2 separate regions of the Homo sapiens genome follow, and region 2 is linked to region 1. A link is an interaction called in ENCODE POLR2A ChIA-PET data of the cell type or tissue named here. Cell type or tissue: MCF 10A. All regions are shown on one strand.

What was found. ChIA-PET counts read pairs that join two places held together with the same protein. Peaks named below come from ENCODE experiments on the same cell type or tissue, not always from the same donor. Only the 100,000 strongest peaks of a DNase experiment are listed, where the experiment ranks them.
Region 2: POLR2A ChIA-PET joins it to region 1 with 10 read pairs; 8 of 35 experiments call an interaction of 5 or more read pairs at or near these places.

What each region holds. Positions count from the first base shown.
Region 1 is chr1:214,209,402-214,217,401 of GRCh38, forward strand. No RefSeq gene overlaps it. Among named protein-coding and RNA genes, the nearest start is that of SMYD2, 68 kb to the right of the region's middle. In MCF 10A, CTCF peaks have their summits at 4,133 and 4,698 (motif pointing right); DNase peaks (open chromatin) are centred at 3,970 and 4,730.
Region 2 is chr1:214,312,266-214,320,265 of GRCh38, forward strand. SMYD2 (SET and MYND domain containing 2) reads left to right here. Exons shown (of 12, transcript NM_020197.3): 3 at 2,497-2,607; 4 at 5,814-5,874; 5 at 6,594-6,718. Among named protein-coding and RNA genes, the nearest start is that of SMYD2, 35 kb to the left of the region's middle. RefSeq lists enhancers at 4,237-4,740, 4,741-5,244, 5,245-5,748. In MCF 10A, a CTCF peak has its summit at 7,848; no DNase peak of the experiment used is centred here.

The DNA.
Region 1 (8,000 bases):
AGGATTCCTGCGACGAAGGGAGTGCAGCTTCCTCCATGTGAACGATAGGTCACCCTGGGGTGGCCAGCAACTCGCTCAGCTCCTCGTGGCTGCTCTGCCCTGGCTGGGGAAAATGAGTCCCTGCTTTAGAGCCAGAGGAACACAATGACCTCCTTATCCCTTTTTAAACAGCCACTTTCCTTGCAAATCTCTGCTAATAAGCACAGCTTATCTTTATTTACCAGGTAGCTCCTTTCCCTTCTGAGATATCAGAAGGCCCAATGAGAGGAAGCAGAGAGAAAAGGGTTTTCTACAAAGTGACAAGGAGACAGCACTTTTCTGTCTAAAAATACACAGATGTCCTTCTCCTTAGTGGTGCTAACTTGTTATAGATAGTTTGGGGACAGCTTTGAAAAACTTATGAGAATTCCATGTAGCCTGTGATTGGTGGGAGTTCCCACTTAACTGTTCTGTGTTCTTTTCATCTTTCCATCAGCTGAGCTAAACACTGCAAAGCAAAAAAAACTTTAAAACCAATTGGTCTAGCCCCCACCTCTGAGCAGAGTTACACGTAACCATTCAATATTCTTAGATTAAATGACTTTAATAAGCTCTCGTGATTCTACCACTCTAACCCCATAAACCAGGAGTGAAATCCTCAATTCTGAGTTCAGATACTAGGAAATCCTTTTTCTGCAGCACACTTTATGACTTTTATGCATTTTAATTCTAAAATGCTACTTTCCTAATTAAATGTAGTACAATCTTTCCTAATCTTATGTAGTACAATTGCAGCTCAATCATATTTTTGGGGAACTCTAGAATACCCTGGAATATATAAGCCACAGCTATGCATAAATATATATATATATATATAAAAGGATACAGTAAGTTGAGACTCCTGATCTATAAATAAGTCTGTTCACTTGCATAATTATGAGGACTGAACAGGATAAATTTCACTCTTGTAAAAACCAATAGGCCTAGGAAAGACTCAAATCTCTATCTCAGTTTCACAGGGAGCTCTAGGGAAGCACATTCCCAAAGCAGACGTCGTTGGGTAAAAGCCAATGCCCTGCTCTAGGTCAAAATATTGCAAATTTCCTAAGCAAAATTTGTTTCTGTTCTAGAAAAATAGGTTATGTTCACCTGGATCACTTACCAAAGGCTTCTGGGATTCAATGGAATACGAGGACCTACTGAACTGTGAAGTGCTTGAAGGCAGAAAATGTATCATTCATTTTTAAAATCCCTGACATTAAGCATAGGGACTGGTGGTGCTGGTGGTGGTGGTGGTGATGATGATAATGATGATGACGATGATGATAGCAGCAACTGTTCATTGAGCACTTACAATGTGTCAGGGACTTTGCTGTTTCCTTTACATATATTAATTCATTTATAACTCAGTATTATATATACTTATATACTTATATATTTACTACTTACAGTATATATATATAATATATATTATATACATTAATTCATTTATTACTCACAGCAACCTGTGAGCCAGGTACTATTAACAACCCTATCCTACAGATGAGGACACTCGGTAATAAACTCAGAGTTTAAGTAATGGCCAAAGCCAGAGAGTTTAAGTAATGGCCAAAGTCATACCTCTGGTAAATGGTAGAGACAGGATTCAAAGCCAGGTCTTTCTGAACCTGTAAATTGCACTACTCCTGAACCTGTAAATTACACAACTATGACAATATAGCCTGCTACATGGTAAATGTTTAATAAATGTATTTGGACAAAACTGAGCAGGTGTAGTGGAATTGGTGGGATAATTTTCTCCCTACTTTCAATTTCTATCTGACTTGCGCAGGCATTTGTTTGTTACAGACCACATTCTTGTGATTGTTATTGTGATGGTCTTAGTTCTCCAAACTACACTACAAGTCTCTTGAGGGCAAGACAACATATTCTTCACAATAATAATAGATGCTGTATTATGCTCCATGCTTTATACATTTTTAATCCTTATAATGGATCTGAAAGGGATATATTAGCATTTCCATTTTTCGAATGAGGAAACAAATGCAAAGGTGAATGACTTGCCTGTGGCTACCAAGCTAACAGTGGGAGATTCAAACACCTTCTGTCTGCCTCACATTTTTCCACTTTGCTCTGCTGAAAGCCAAACACTTACATTACCCAGCTCTAGAGATTTAGCATGGTCTAGGATACTTGAATATTATTGTCTCAGTTACTCTTCATTCAGAGCTCTCTCTCCTGGCTAGACTGGTGAAAATCATAGAGCTCTGGTAGATGAGGAATAGGGAGGAAAAAGATATCACATTTCTGGTCTGGTTTGGTTCTCTGATCTCATTTGCTTGGATGGGCTACAGAAAATCAGCAGTGGGGGTCGGGGAATTGGGGGCCAAAGTTTAGTTACTTAAGAGAGCTGGACAGAGGAGAAAACCCTCCACTTTCTTTGTCCCATCTGCCACACCCAAGAGCTGGCATCACACCACTGCTGACATGTACAGTGTCTGTTGGCTGGGCTGAGAACCCCATGTAACCTCCACAGCTAAGGTGTCCTTGGGGGATACAGGCCAATTTCTCCAGCAGCCCCAGGTTCCAGAGGGACAATAATGTCTCATCAGGTCCTAACACTGTCATGTGCTACCCCTACTACTGGGGTTAGAATGTTTCACTAGGATCCATAATATCTCCTAGCTATGTAGTCTCACCTCCCTACAAATCTGAGATATGGTTTCTGACACAAGGGAAGGGTATCTGTTAGACTGTAAAGATGTACCACTTTTATTCTCAGCTAGAGGCCTTCTCTTTGGGGTGATGACCAGCTAGTAGCTGCAGGTGTGGGAAAGGGTTGCCTTTTCTTGATACTTGGCCACCTTTTACGAAAGAATGCAAAAGTGAGCCTAAAGACAATAAATATTAGATAGAAGAATAGATTCCTAAGAATATATTCCTTTCTAATATTAGAAAGAGGAATAGATTCCTTGGCCAGTCAGCCTCTGTATGTCTGAAATCACCCAAAGAGTTCTACTTAAAAAAAAATGTTTAGATTGAGTTATCCAGTTAAAATCAAACTCTCCAGGCTGACTGATATCAATGGCTCATATGTGCAATTGGCTTTCCTCCTGGTTGTAAGCAAGAGGACAAGGACCACATCTTCCCTGTGCACCCAGCATAACATGGCCCCTAGCAGGTGCTCCATAGGCACTTGTTGTACACATGTACAACAGTAATTATGGCTTGTTGTAATTATTCAACTTGTTGAATGAAGGTTGAACATCATCAGGAGAGACTCACTTGGCCTTCGTCTGTGGAAGCAAAGGATGAAAATGTAATAGAGAATAATAGAATAGAGACATCTTCATGGTCCCTGACTCCCAGTAAAGCTAGGATCTTTGTACCTAATCATAAGTAACAGGGATATTCTGAAGGGGTTCTGTGGCCCCTTGACAATCATAAGTGATTTTGAGAAATAAATATTTTGACATCTAGTCCCAAAGCATTAGTCATGAGACTGACAATCATTGATGAGACAGTGGAAATGTGGAAGTTGGCACTGGACTATGAAAATGCAGTTCCGTGGGACTTGGATGAGGCATGACAGCCAGAAGATCAGCTTCAGACACGAAACCCTTCCTCCTAGCCCCACCAAAATTATTCTTCAGTGTGTAGCTCCATTGCATACGGGCTGGGGATGAGCCTTTTCCTCTATGTTGCTCCCTTGATTCTCTTTCATGCACATTCTTGGCATGTCACAGACTCTCCCCAGCCTTGAATTCTAGCCCCATTCCATCTCATCTGGGGCAAGTCTCACAATTCCTCATCTATTCAGTGTGCACAATTCATATCTGCTGTACCTGACTCAGGATTCCTGGGAGAATCAAATGAGATTATTCATTCGGCTTTTCAACAAATATTTGTTGAGTAGTTGCTGAATAACATAGTGTAAGGGAGACTGTGAGAGATAATGATGAATCAGACTGCGTCTTACCCTCAGGGACCCAGGCAATGTACAAGGCGAGACAAGTTCACATTCCAAGGTGAAATCGTCAGTCCAAGAGAGGACCAGATACTGGGCTATGGGAGCTCAGAGGTAATATGGATTATTCCAGCAGGAGGTAATAAAGAGGGCTCCAGAACAGAGGCTGCTGTTTTTGGGCTGAATTTCCAGAGTTAAAATGCAAGCAGTTTGGAAACAAAATTGGTACACAAATATTGGGCATAGGTTATAAATACCTAATTTATGGAATTCTCTATGTCCCAGAGTAATGCCTACCTAAACTCACATAGATTTCAAGCAAATAACAGATAACATTTATGGAGTACTCTTGCAGTGCAAGATACTATATGCTTTATATTTGAGAACTCAACGTAATCTAAGCAAAACCCTAAGAGGCAAGATCTAGTATCAAATCCACATTGCAAATGAGGAGAATAAGGCACTGAGGGGTTGAGTTTCTTGCTGAAGGTCACACAGACAATAAATTATACAGCCAATATTTAAACTCAGGTGGTCAGAGTTCAAATACTGCTTCTCAGACAAAGGAACAAAAATAATAAAGTCATTGCTCAAATAATTCAGTCCCTTCACAGAACTGTTATTTTGAAAAAAATAAATGTTGGATCCTGGTGAATTATGGCAAAATTTATCTGGGAAATTACATTTCAGGTTGAGAACGTACAGGAATAAAGCCTCTTTCTTCATAGGCATCATTGAAGTCATTCCAGAGTATTTTGTGCTATGGCCAGTAGATGGCAGAAAGTGACAAGAAAAGGACTGGAAACTGGGACCCCCCCCCCCACCACACACACACACACACACACACACACACACACACACACACACACACTAGCTCCCTGCTTGCAAAACAAAATGCATTTTGCCTACAATATATTTCGTTTAGAGTAGCAAACACTTTCTCCTTCCTCAAAGCGAGCTCCAGAGTAGAAACTGCAATTGTGTATTTGAAATTCTCCAGTCACCAAATCCAAGAAAGGTGAAGAGGAACTGCCCCAGTGGCGTCTGCGAGGCGTTTCCTCTATAAAGCTGTCGTCCCTAGCTCTGGTCAGTGCTGACCAAGTCACCCTGGCCTCCTCCCCGGCCCCTTTTTCTACTGCAGGAAAGGCTGGAGCTTCGGAAGAGATAACATCAGGGAAGTACTTGGCAACTATGAAGAGTTTTACCCATGTTAAAACAAAAGCCAGCAAAGCATTCCTTCAGTAAAGATATGTTAAGCACCTATCGTGTGCTGGGCTCTGGGCACAACCAAAAGCTTGGCAGCTGCTATTTAACCTCCTCCTGCTTCACCAGCAGCAAACTGTTGCCAAATGAGCCTAAAAAGAAATTAGTTCCATGGATTCCTTTGCTGAGTAATTCTGCAGTGAAAATAAGAGAAATCAGACACACTGGAAACTTTTAATTACAAGAAAACCTGGGGAATCCTATTGCCGTCTTAGATTTTAAAAGACCGCTCTAAGTATTGAACTCAGAAGCTTTAAAAGGAAAAGATATTATTAGACTTGACTACATAAAACTTTTAATCATCTGAACTTCAAAAAGCACTTTGAAAATCAGAAGAAAAAATAAAAAGCTGTAAAACATATGACAAAGAATTAATGTTCTTAAATATAAATATTCTAAGAGCTCTTATAAATCAATAAATGTATAGATCAATAAATCCTGTAAATCAATATTCTTATCAATTGATCAGATGGGCAAACGGCATGAAGAGGCATATCACAGGATAAAATGGAGCAAAGGGCCAATGAAACATTGGAAATGTGCTCAATTTAATTCATAGTAAATAAATACAAATTTAAATGGAAACAATAGTTTATTTTTCACCCCTGGGTATGGAGTCAGCCTTCTCCTGGGGTATTGGTAAGTATAAGTTGGCAAAACTTTTTCAAGAACAATTTGACAACATTTAGGAATATGTTTGCATTTCCTTGACTTAGAAATTCTGGTCTTCTCTGCCTCCCTCACTCAGGTGCACTCAGTCAGTCCTGTATCTTTCAACATGTCTCATAGACTGACAGTGGCCAAATTAAGTCTCCAGCCCTGACCTCTCCTCTGCACCCCAGGCTCCTTTCTGAACACCTCCCTTTGGATGTGTAATAAACACAGCAAACATCAGTCCACGATGGAATTCTTTTTCCTTTCCCCTACCTTCTCAAAACTGCTCCTGCTCCCCATCCCCTCTTAGTAAATGGCCCTGCCACTCAGCATATTAGTGAAGTCCCGGAACCCTGGAGTTATCCTTGATATGCTCTTCTGTCCTTGAACCTGCCACATTTCCATCTTTGATTTCCTGTTCCAGAATGTTCTCTCCCTTGCTTCATCAAGTCTCTCACCAGAGAAGTCTTTCCTGACCACACACTCTGGAATAGTAACTCTGTCACTCTCCATTCCCTCCACTGTCTTATTGTTCTTAGCTTACGTCACCACCTGATGTCATGACTCTTGCCTGTCTAGGCACTACTGTATAAGCGCCACTGAAGCAGGATCTATATTGTCTTCAACACAGCATTCCTAGTGCCTACCACATTTCTTGGCACATAGTGGGCTCTCAAAAATCAGTGTGGGATGAATGAATCCAGGACTTACCCTACAGATGTGTGTATGTGTGTATAAATATATATTCAATTAACTATGCCTTAATAGGGACTAGTTAAGTGGATTATAATTTTTTAAAACCCTCAGTTTCCTCATACAAAAATAGGATAGAAAAAAGTACCTATCTCATATGGTTTTTGTGAGAATAAAATAAAAATGACACCTGGTACTTGGTACATAGACACATTCAACAAATGTTAGGTACTGGCAGCTCATCACTGCTTGGCAGCCGATAAAAAGAATGAGTTAAATCAAATGTACTGACCTGGAAGATGTCCACAACATATGGTTAAATTAAAAAACCAAGGTTGCAAAGCAATGTGAATACTATGCTCTTAGGGAAAGGCCCAGAAGGAGTTCAGGGAAGCATCTGAAGGTGATGGGTGGCTGTGGTAGCCACCTATGGTGAATGAAGTTCACAGAGAAAGGTCTGGGGAAGAGAGAAGAGACCAGGCATGTAACGTATTTGCTTAAATATGCTTCTGTATGGTTTGAATGTTTGGCAAAGCATATTGATACTTTTACAATATTTTTTAACTTTAAAAGCAGATAACGCCCCAGAGAACTACTCTGTTGTTACGCTGTAACAGGGAAATGTGTTGAGCTTCCAGGCTGCTAAAGAAATTTTGCCCCAGCCTGCCTTGAATTTTTGTAGGTAAAACCTGACACTACAGGAAAAGTTTGGGACAAGTTTAGCAAGCATATTCTACTCAAGTCTGGTGAGAAAACTGTAATTGTTAGATTTGATTTTTTAAGCAATACCACAGGATGGCTAGAAGGATTCGATGAATTGGCAAATGTGAAACATGGAGCCCTTGTACCTAATGGCTGTCCATTAGATACCAGCTGTGTCAGAATGTGATGCAGACAGGAACATTTTCAAGGACTGGGGAGAGTTATTAAATTGCATTTGCTGTTTGTTCTCCTTCACTGAACAAATATTTATTGAGCATGCACTATGTGCCAGGTGCTGGGCCAGACATAGGTATTCAGCAGGACCAGACAGACTTCATTTTTGCCTTCAGGGGAATTCCCTCCTTTTGTACTCATGCAACTGCAATGCTTCCAGGGTTAGGCAGGATTTCAGGCAGCCTGGTTATTCAGGTAGCATGCTTATCTTCAGAGCTGTGGGTTTTCTGTCTAGAATTAAACTACAAAGTGATGAAAGCATAAGGACTATCTCTAAATTTGGAAATTTAACCAGGATCTTTCTTGAGCAATGAAATGGCATGAAAGTAGTTCCCAAATAGCAGTATTCCAAAAGTGCAATGCTAATGAAACAACACACTACAATAGCAGGAGTTGTATTCCACCCTTTATGTAGCAGGGATGAAGACTACAAGGAGAAAAGTCCACATGTTTGGTGAAAAGTAGCCCATTACCTAAGGAGAGGATTCTCTTACAAGTAAAATAAAAA
Region 2 (8,000 bases), 100 kb after region 1:
GGGGATCAGTGTGGAGGGAAGCGGGTAGGGAGATATCTTCATTCCTTCAACAACTATATTGAGTGCCTACTAAATGCCAGGCACTGTTGTCAGTTCTGGGGTTACAGCTATGAACAAAACAAAATTTCTTTATTTTCCTGGGGAGAGACAGATACTAAACCAAACAACTAATAAATATATAATATGCTCAGGTGGTGAGAAGTACTAAGAAGCAGCAGAAAGCAAGGAAAGGAAGAATGATGGGGAAGTGCTCTTTCTGACAGGGTGATTGTGGCAGGTATCTTGAGAAGGTGACATTCCAGCAGCGGCTGGAGAGGAGGGAGGGAGTCACATGGATATCCAGGGGAGGAGAGTGCTAGCCACAAAACAGAGCAAGTGCGAAGGGCCTTGAGGCAGGTACATGGCTCCAGGCGCAGCCAGGACACTTCTGTGGCTAAGTGCAGTGAGGCAGGTGAGAGTACGGTGGGGGATGATGGGCTGGGGTGGTGCAGGGACGCTCCCATCACGTGTGGCCTCCTAGGTCACCTTTAGCGCTTGGCCTTTTGCCTGGATGAGAAAAGCCATTAGGTTTTGAGCTGAGGACTGGCCTGATCCGAGTTTTGTCAACAGAATCCCTCAGGCTGCTCTCTGGAACCTAGTCCATGGGAGCAAGGACAGAAGCGGGCATCCAGTTAGAAGGCAGTGGCAGGACATTAGTCATGAGAGATGTTGGGGCTGCAGCCGGGTAGAAAGGTTGTGGAGCTAAGAAGTGATCAGATTCCAGGCAGAGACAGAGGATTTGCCAGAACTGACTGAATGTGGAGTGTGAGTGAGAGAGCAGCGTCAAGGATGACTCTAGCTTTCTGGCCTGAGCATTTATTTTTATTTTTGAGACAGAATCTCACACTGTTGCCCAGGCTGGAGTGTAGCGGTGCACTCTCGGCTCACTGCAACCTCTGCCTCCTGGGTTCAAGCGATTCTCCTGCCTCAGCCTCCTGAGTAGCTGGGACTGCAGGCACATGCCACCACACTTGGCTAATTTTTTTATTTTTAGTAGAGATGGGGTTTTATCACGTTGGCCAGGCCAATCATAAACTCCTGACCTCGGGTGATCCGCCCATGTCAGCCTCCCTGCCCTGAGCATTTATGGCCATTTTCTGAGCTAGGGAAGGCCAAGGACAGAGCAGGACAGTACCCAATTCCATCGTGAAAGAGACAGTGTGTAAGGGCTTCCATCAGTATACAACGTGCTCTGATATTTCCCATCTAAAAAAAAAAAAAAGTCCCCCGCAACTTTTCACTACTCTAAGCTGTGTCTCCTTTCATTTTTTCTTGAATCTGCTCCCTGTCATTTCTTACCCCATCATCCCACCAAAACTTGTTTTTATGAAAATCATCAAGCTTCCATGATTCCAAATCACATTCTCCGTCCTCTCACACTAAGCCTATCTCCAGCACTGGCATCATCATTTACTCCCTAGTCCTCAAAGTACTTGCTTCCCTCAGCCTCCAAAACACCATGGTGTCCTTCTCTCAATGCCTTCCCCATCTCAAGTGATGGCGCCTCCACCCTTCCAGCAGCAAATATCCTTCATCCCTCTACCCGGGGCAGGGAAACTTCAGGGCGTATGATAGAAAGAATACTACTGTTAGGCCAGGCACGGTGGCTCACGCCTGTAATCCCTGCACTTTGGGAGGCCGAAGCAGGTGGATCATGAGGTTAAGAGATCAAGACTATCCTGGCCAACATCTTGAAACCCCGTCTCTACTAAAAATACAAAAATTAGCCGGGCGTAGTGGCACACACCTGTAATCTCAGCTACTCAGGAGGCTGAGGCAGGAGAATCACTTGAACCCGGGAGGCAGAGGTTGCAGTGAGTCGAGATCGCGCCACTGCACTGCAGCCTGGCAACAGAGCGAGACTCTGTCTCAAAAAAAAAAAAGGAAAGAAAGAATACTACTGTTTTATCCAGTGCATCTTTGGGAAGTCCTAACTATTCCTAAATCTTTCCAGTGGTTGCCCTTCATGAAACCCTCATTTGTGCTTTTTAAAAAGTCGCCTGTAAAAGGGACTCATTGCTGTGTAAGTCAACTCTCCATTATTTGCCCTGACGTGAGAACAAAGCCAGAGCGGAACTGTGAGGCAACAAAGCCAAATCAATGGCTGATACTCAAATTGCTCCCTCTGCAATTTGACAGCTTGCACAGATGATGGAAAGATGTATGTGTTGTTTAGAATAATGAGGGGCTGCAGAAAGCCATGAGGTGCTTGAGGAAAAAACACAAAGTAGATCTTCTCATCCCAACAAGCTTGACCCAGGCCTGAGTGAAGGTCATACAATCCTGCCTATCTTAAAGGATGTTTTTATCTCTAGCTTTTGTGAGCATCCTCGTGTTTTCCAAAAGGAAACATATTTTACTTGACCTTAACTAGGGGGACTCACTGCATCCTCTCCTCTCACACTTTATTCCAGTGTATGTGCTATTTTTTAATAATGTTTTTTTCAATCTTCCCAGAAAGAAGATTGGCCCATGCACAAGCTGGAATGTTCTCCCATGGTTGTTTTTGGGGAAAACTGGAATCCCTCGGAGACTGTAAGACTAACAGCAAGGATTCTGGCCAAACAGGTGAGGAAATGGGACAATGTTCAAGTGCATTTTATTTTGTTTTTCTTTTAAAGGTCAGAAAGATGAGTAACTGACCTTTGGTAACCATCTCTCGTTAAACATCCTTAGACTACATTTCCTATCATATCCATATGGACAGGGGTGGGGAAAATACTCCAGGCATAATCTAGTTAGTTGTGTGCCCTGTGCAATTAGGATGTTGCTTACCCTAGACCAGGAGCATAGCCACAGCTCTGAAATTCTGAGCTGTTTTCATGACAGGTTTACATGGAAATACGTGACATGAAAAGCCTGACCTCAAATAATTAGAGCTTCCTAGGGAACCAGATTGGTCTGAGCAGCTTTGAGATTTTCCTCTCTTTCCATTCTGACATAAAGAGTGTACTCTGTTCCCCTTTCCTGTGTAATATTCTGCTCTTTCTTGGCTCCTTTCTTGCCTGTGCATAGGCAGGCAAAGAATTGGATGGAACAGCCTTGACTATGACATGTGCAAAGAAGAGAAAGAGTGGAAAAGTAGAAATAGAGGCAAGGGAGAGGGGAAGAGAGTTAAAAAAAAAAAGTGAAGAAGAAGGAAAGAAAGAGGTGCCCTTGATGGAAACAGATGATAGTCATCAATGGCTTTCTCCAGAAGTGATGCCAACTCTGACTATTCTGTGGTGGGCAGGACTATGCAAACTTACGCTCAAAGAGTGAGGAAGCTGAGAGACAGAAGAAAGAAGCTGACAAATCCAGTTTATTAGAAACATTTACTAGGACTTATGAACTGAAGCCATGTCTATGTCTTGGGCGGCAGCAAGACAAGATGGTGGATCCCTGCACCATTACCCACCAGAGCCAGGGCTTATATACCATAGGGAAGAAATGTGTACAGCAGTTACAAGGAAAGGCAAGGATGCTATGCAAATCTGCCTGAGAGCAAGATTTGTGCTCAAGATTGTATTGACCTAAGGCAGGATTTAAGGTAGCCATAGACAAAGTAGAAATCTTAGAAGCATTCCCAGAGCAGGAGTTAACCAGAAATCAACATGGTATATCAGCATCCAAGATGAAATTGCTTTAGCCACCGTACTGACTGTTCTCCGCCTGGTCTGGTTCATTCTTGCTGATTGCATAATAATTAGACACCTAATCTTCGAAGGGCCAAACTAAAAAGAGGACAGGAAAATGCCATAGAACTTGTCCTTGTGATCCAATGAAATAGGCAGTGTGGGGCTTAGAAGGCATATGTCCAGGCTGTGGAGGTCTTGCTCCTCAGTGCTGTCAGAGAAGTTGGTGGCAGGGCCTCTGGACTATAAATCTTTTAAAGCTGAAATTTTGGCTGGGCATAGTGGCTCATACCTGTAATCTTAGCACTTTGGGAGGCCAAGGCAGAAGGATTGTTTGAATCCAGGAGTTCGAGACCAGCCTTGGCAACAAAGTGAGACCCATTCTCTATAATAAATTTTAAAAATTAAAAAAATTTCCCAGGTGTGGTGGTATACACCTGTGGTCCCAGCTATTCTGGAGGCTGAGGCAGGAGAATTACTGGAACCCGGAACTTCAAGGCTGCAGTGAGCTGTGATTGTGCCACCATACTCCATCCAGCCTGAGCAACAAAGTAAATGAGACTCTGTCTCTAAAAATGAAAAAAAAAAACAAACTGAAATTTCATCCACTTCTCCTGTATACCTACCAGCCCTCCTCCACCCTTAAAATTTTTCTATTTTTTAATCTAAGCCAAATGTGATGGAAATGATTAGCATGTATCTGTCCCCAGACCAAGTTAGGATCCTGGGCTGTGTAAACAGAAGTAGAACATTTCAAAACTCTGAGGTCATCCTTCAGCTATGTTCAGCTTGGGTCAGGTGCTTGCCGAAATGCTACCTCGCCAGCCAGCCGAGAGTAACAAAGGCCATTCATGGGTTGCCTGTAGAGTGAGACCAAAACATCAGAATTGTTTCCCTGCAGGAGGTTAACTTTCGGATCCTTAATAACAGTTATTTTTAAATTTATGCAGAGTATTTGGGCTGAATAAGTCAGAGGGAATAGGATGACTGGGTGTGAGGTATCAGAGTCAGTAAGTCATCAGATGGGATCTCCGCACATCTTGGGAGGATTGGGTGGCCAAGCTGGTGTTTTATTATTTTGTTCCCCTGAATTATTGATGATATTTATAGTGATATGTTAAGAATTCAGAAGAGGCTGGTAGACTTTCCTGAATGAAAAGCTTTCCCAAGCGAGATGACTTATAAATCTTATAAAAATGCATCCCGTGAATGGAAGATTTCTGCTCCAAAAAAGAACTATTGAAATATTTCGGCACCAGGAGGGTAGTCTGAATGCAAAGATGAGTTTATACAAGCTTCATTCAAGTTTTATTATAATTACTACTACTACTAATAGTGTATTAAATGAAAGTTACCTGCCCATCTTTTCATCTCTATAGGACTTGATGATTAAAAAAACAGACCATTTGTATTCTAGTAGCTTGCAAAGGATTAGGGGAGACAGGCTACCAAACTACCAAGGGGAGGCTTAACATGTTAACTAGGGAGGTGAGCGTGCCCTGCTAGACCACCTGTATCCCCAAATTGAATAGCCACATTACAAAGACATGGCCTTGGGCCAGCTCCTGAGCTCTGCCTTTGAACTCTTGTCAACACCAAGTTTATTCATGTTCTCAAAGCCTAGCGGGTTTACTATTGTTAGCTCCTCTTGGGGTGTCTAGAACAAAGCCAGCAACGCGTTTAAAGTGAATCTGGGCTCACAGATACAACCAAAAGTGTTCTTTTTGAAACACAGAATTTGAGATCATTTTAGCCTATGCTTAAAGAAAGTGTAAAATGGATGGGGGGTTTGATTTTGTTCCTTTTTAGAAGGAGAAATAATAAATAGGATGGTTTGTCTGTAGACCCAGTCCTTTTAAGTAAGGACCCTAAAAAGTTGTTTTCCGGCCCTGTTCTTTCCCGTAACAGGTATTTCTGAGCCTACTGTGTGCATAGTATTATCAGGGTGTTAGGTACACGGTAGACATTTAAAAAAGCGCTTTAGAAGAGTCTTTGGATTTGGCTGGTGGAGAGCCCTAGTGGTGGAGTCCTTGAGTAGCTTGTTTTACTTCCTTAAGAATTGTTACTTTTTCTTTATGTTGATGTAAAAGTGAAAGTGCCACTTTATTACACTGGTTGTTAAAAAATCTGTATCTGTGTGATTTCTTCCCCAATTGCTAGAAAATCCACCCAGAGAGAACACCTTCGGAAAAATTGTTAGCTGTGAAGGAGTTTGAATCACGTAAGTCTTTCTGTGACCAGCCGCGCAGTTCTCTCAGCCACAGATTTCACATGGGTTGGGCAGGATTGAAGCGAGGACGGGCTAGTTTGTGCTCAGAGGAGTAGTGATTTCTTTGATTACTAGTTTTTATTTTTACTCTTGTGCTGTTTCGAAAAGCACTTTTAGCTTTTTTCTTCTGAGTTGACAGGATTGTTAGGAAATAATTAAAGGAGGTAGGAGCTCCCAAAATGAATTATTGCACCCTGAGCTACCTCCTGCTGGCCCTCTTGGCATGCTGAATACTTTTGGATCTTTGCTGAATTGCGTCCTCTAAATAGCTGATGTTCTTACTGAAAGCCGTGAAATCAGGGGTTGTCCAGTTGTTTGACCACGGCCCAGATTCCCGGGCCAATTGGGGGGCCCTTGACTAGGCTGAGGCTGGTTATGAGTCATTGCTACCCATCCCTGACCTCATTGCTAACAGTCAGTCGAAATCTCACGTCCCAAGTGACTTCTAGTCATCAGAGGGAGAGAAGGAAGAAATGGCTTGCTTTCTTTCCTTAGGGTTTGTCAGTTAAACCAAGTAATGGGGAAGAATGTTCTCTGGGGGTTCAACATGTTAGTTTTGGGTTTTTTTTTTTTCGCCCGTTCCTTTCCTCTGTATCATTTACAGCAAAAATAGGATGTAGCTAGAAATCCCACGCTTTCTACTGGGTGAATAATGGATTATTTATCCACAGATCTGGATAAGTTAGACAATGAGAAGAAGGATTTGATTCAGAGTGACATAGCTGCTCTCCATCACTTTTACTCCAAGCATCTCGGATTCCCTGACAATGATAGCCTCGTAGTACTCTTTGCACAGGTAAGGACGCTGGCAGCAGGTAACACTCAGTCTGGCCTTTCCCTCTCCAAGGCCCTCTCCCTAGCAAGCACTCAGTGAAGATGAATGCAAATAGAATGATGGCATCTTCCTGACAACGAAGCTCTGAGCCAATTGGACCGTGTGTTGCCATAGCCTTGCTCAGTGACCTTGAGCAGATCAAGGTCCCCTCTGCTGGCCCTCATTGATGGGTGGAGTGTAGGAAATTCGCCTCTGCCTCTGCCTCACAAAGAGTTCATGAAAACAAAGGAGTTGTCAGTGCCCTGGTACTCTGGCATACTTTAAGCTCTTTGCAAAGAAAAGACCATTTGAAGTTCCTACATTAAATTTTACTTTTACTCTCTTAAACCTTCTGTTCTATCTGTAGTGTTTTTTCACTCTAACCAAGGCTGCACTGATAGGAGGGCCCTTTGTGATGGCCCGAGGAAGGACAGTCACTGCCGAGAGGAGCCCAAGTGGGTCTAGATGTGGAAGTCTTTCCTGATGGTGGCTAAGAAATCTTGTTTAGAGAAGTCTAGGTTTACCAAAATCAGATCTAAGGAAATCTTAGGCTTCTAAGCAAGAGCAATTTGAAAGTGATTACAGCTTTGGAAACTAGGCCACTGGCAAGGCAAGCCTTGGGCATTGTTAGGACGAGAGAACAAAGGGTGCAGTGGCCATGCCTCGGGGAACACACAACCTTCCTGTTATCGTGAGGGTGGCTCTTCCTGGCCTGACTTACTAGATTGGATTTCTCTCTCATATGCCTTTGCGATGCCCTCTACAAACTGGGCATCTAGTTTAAAGTGACCTTCCCAGGTAGAGAAATATTAGAATTCTGCTCCATGGGAGCAAGAAGCTACATCAGTCTCCGGATGTGTAAAAGAGATGAAGTGGACACCTCCATGGTTTTGTCTTAGAATAGAATAAGCATTACCTAATGTACCCTTTGCCCAGTAACTCTGTTTGCAGGAATCTGTCCTAAGGATATAATCAGAAATCATGGACAGAGATTTACGTACAAATTGTTTATTGTAGGATTCTTTTAAAAGCCAAAGGCAGAAAAGAAAGAAGGAAGGAGGAAAGGAGAGGAGGAAGGGAAGAAGAAAAGGAAAGAGGAAAAGGAAATACTATAAATGGCCAGTAGTGGGAGTTTGGTTACATAAATTATGGCATCTCCATGTGATGGAAGGTTACATAACCTTTATAAGTTACGTTTCACGACTGTCTAAACTTGGGAAATGCTGATGACATAACATTAAGTATCAAAGCAGTATGAAAAGTA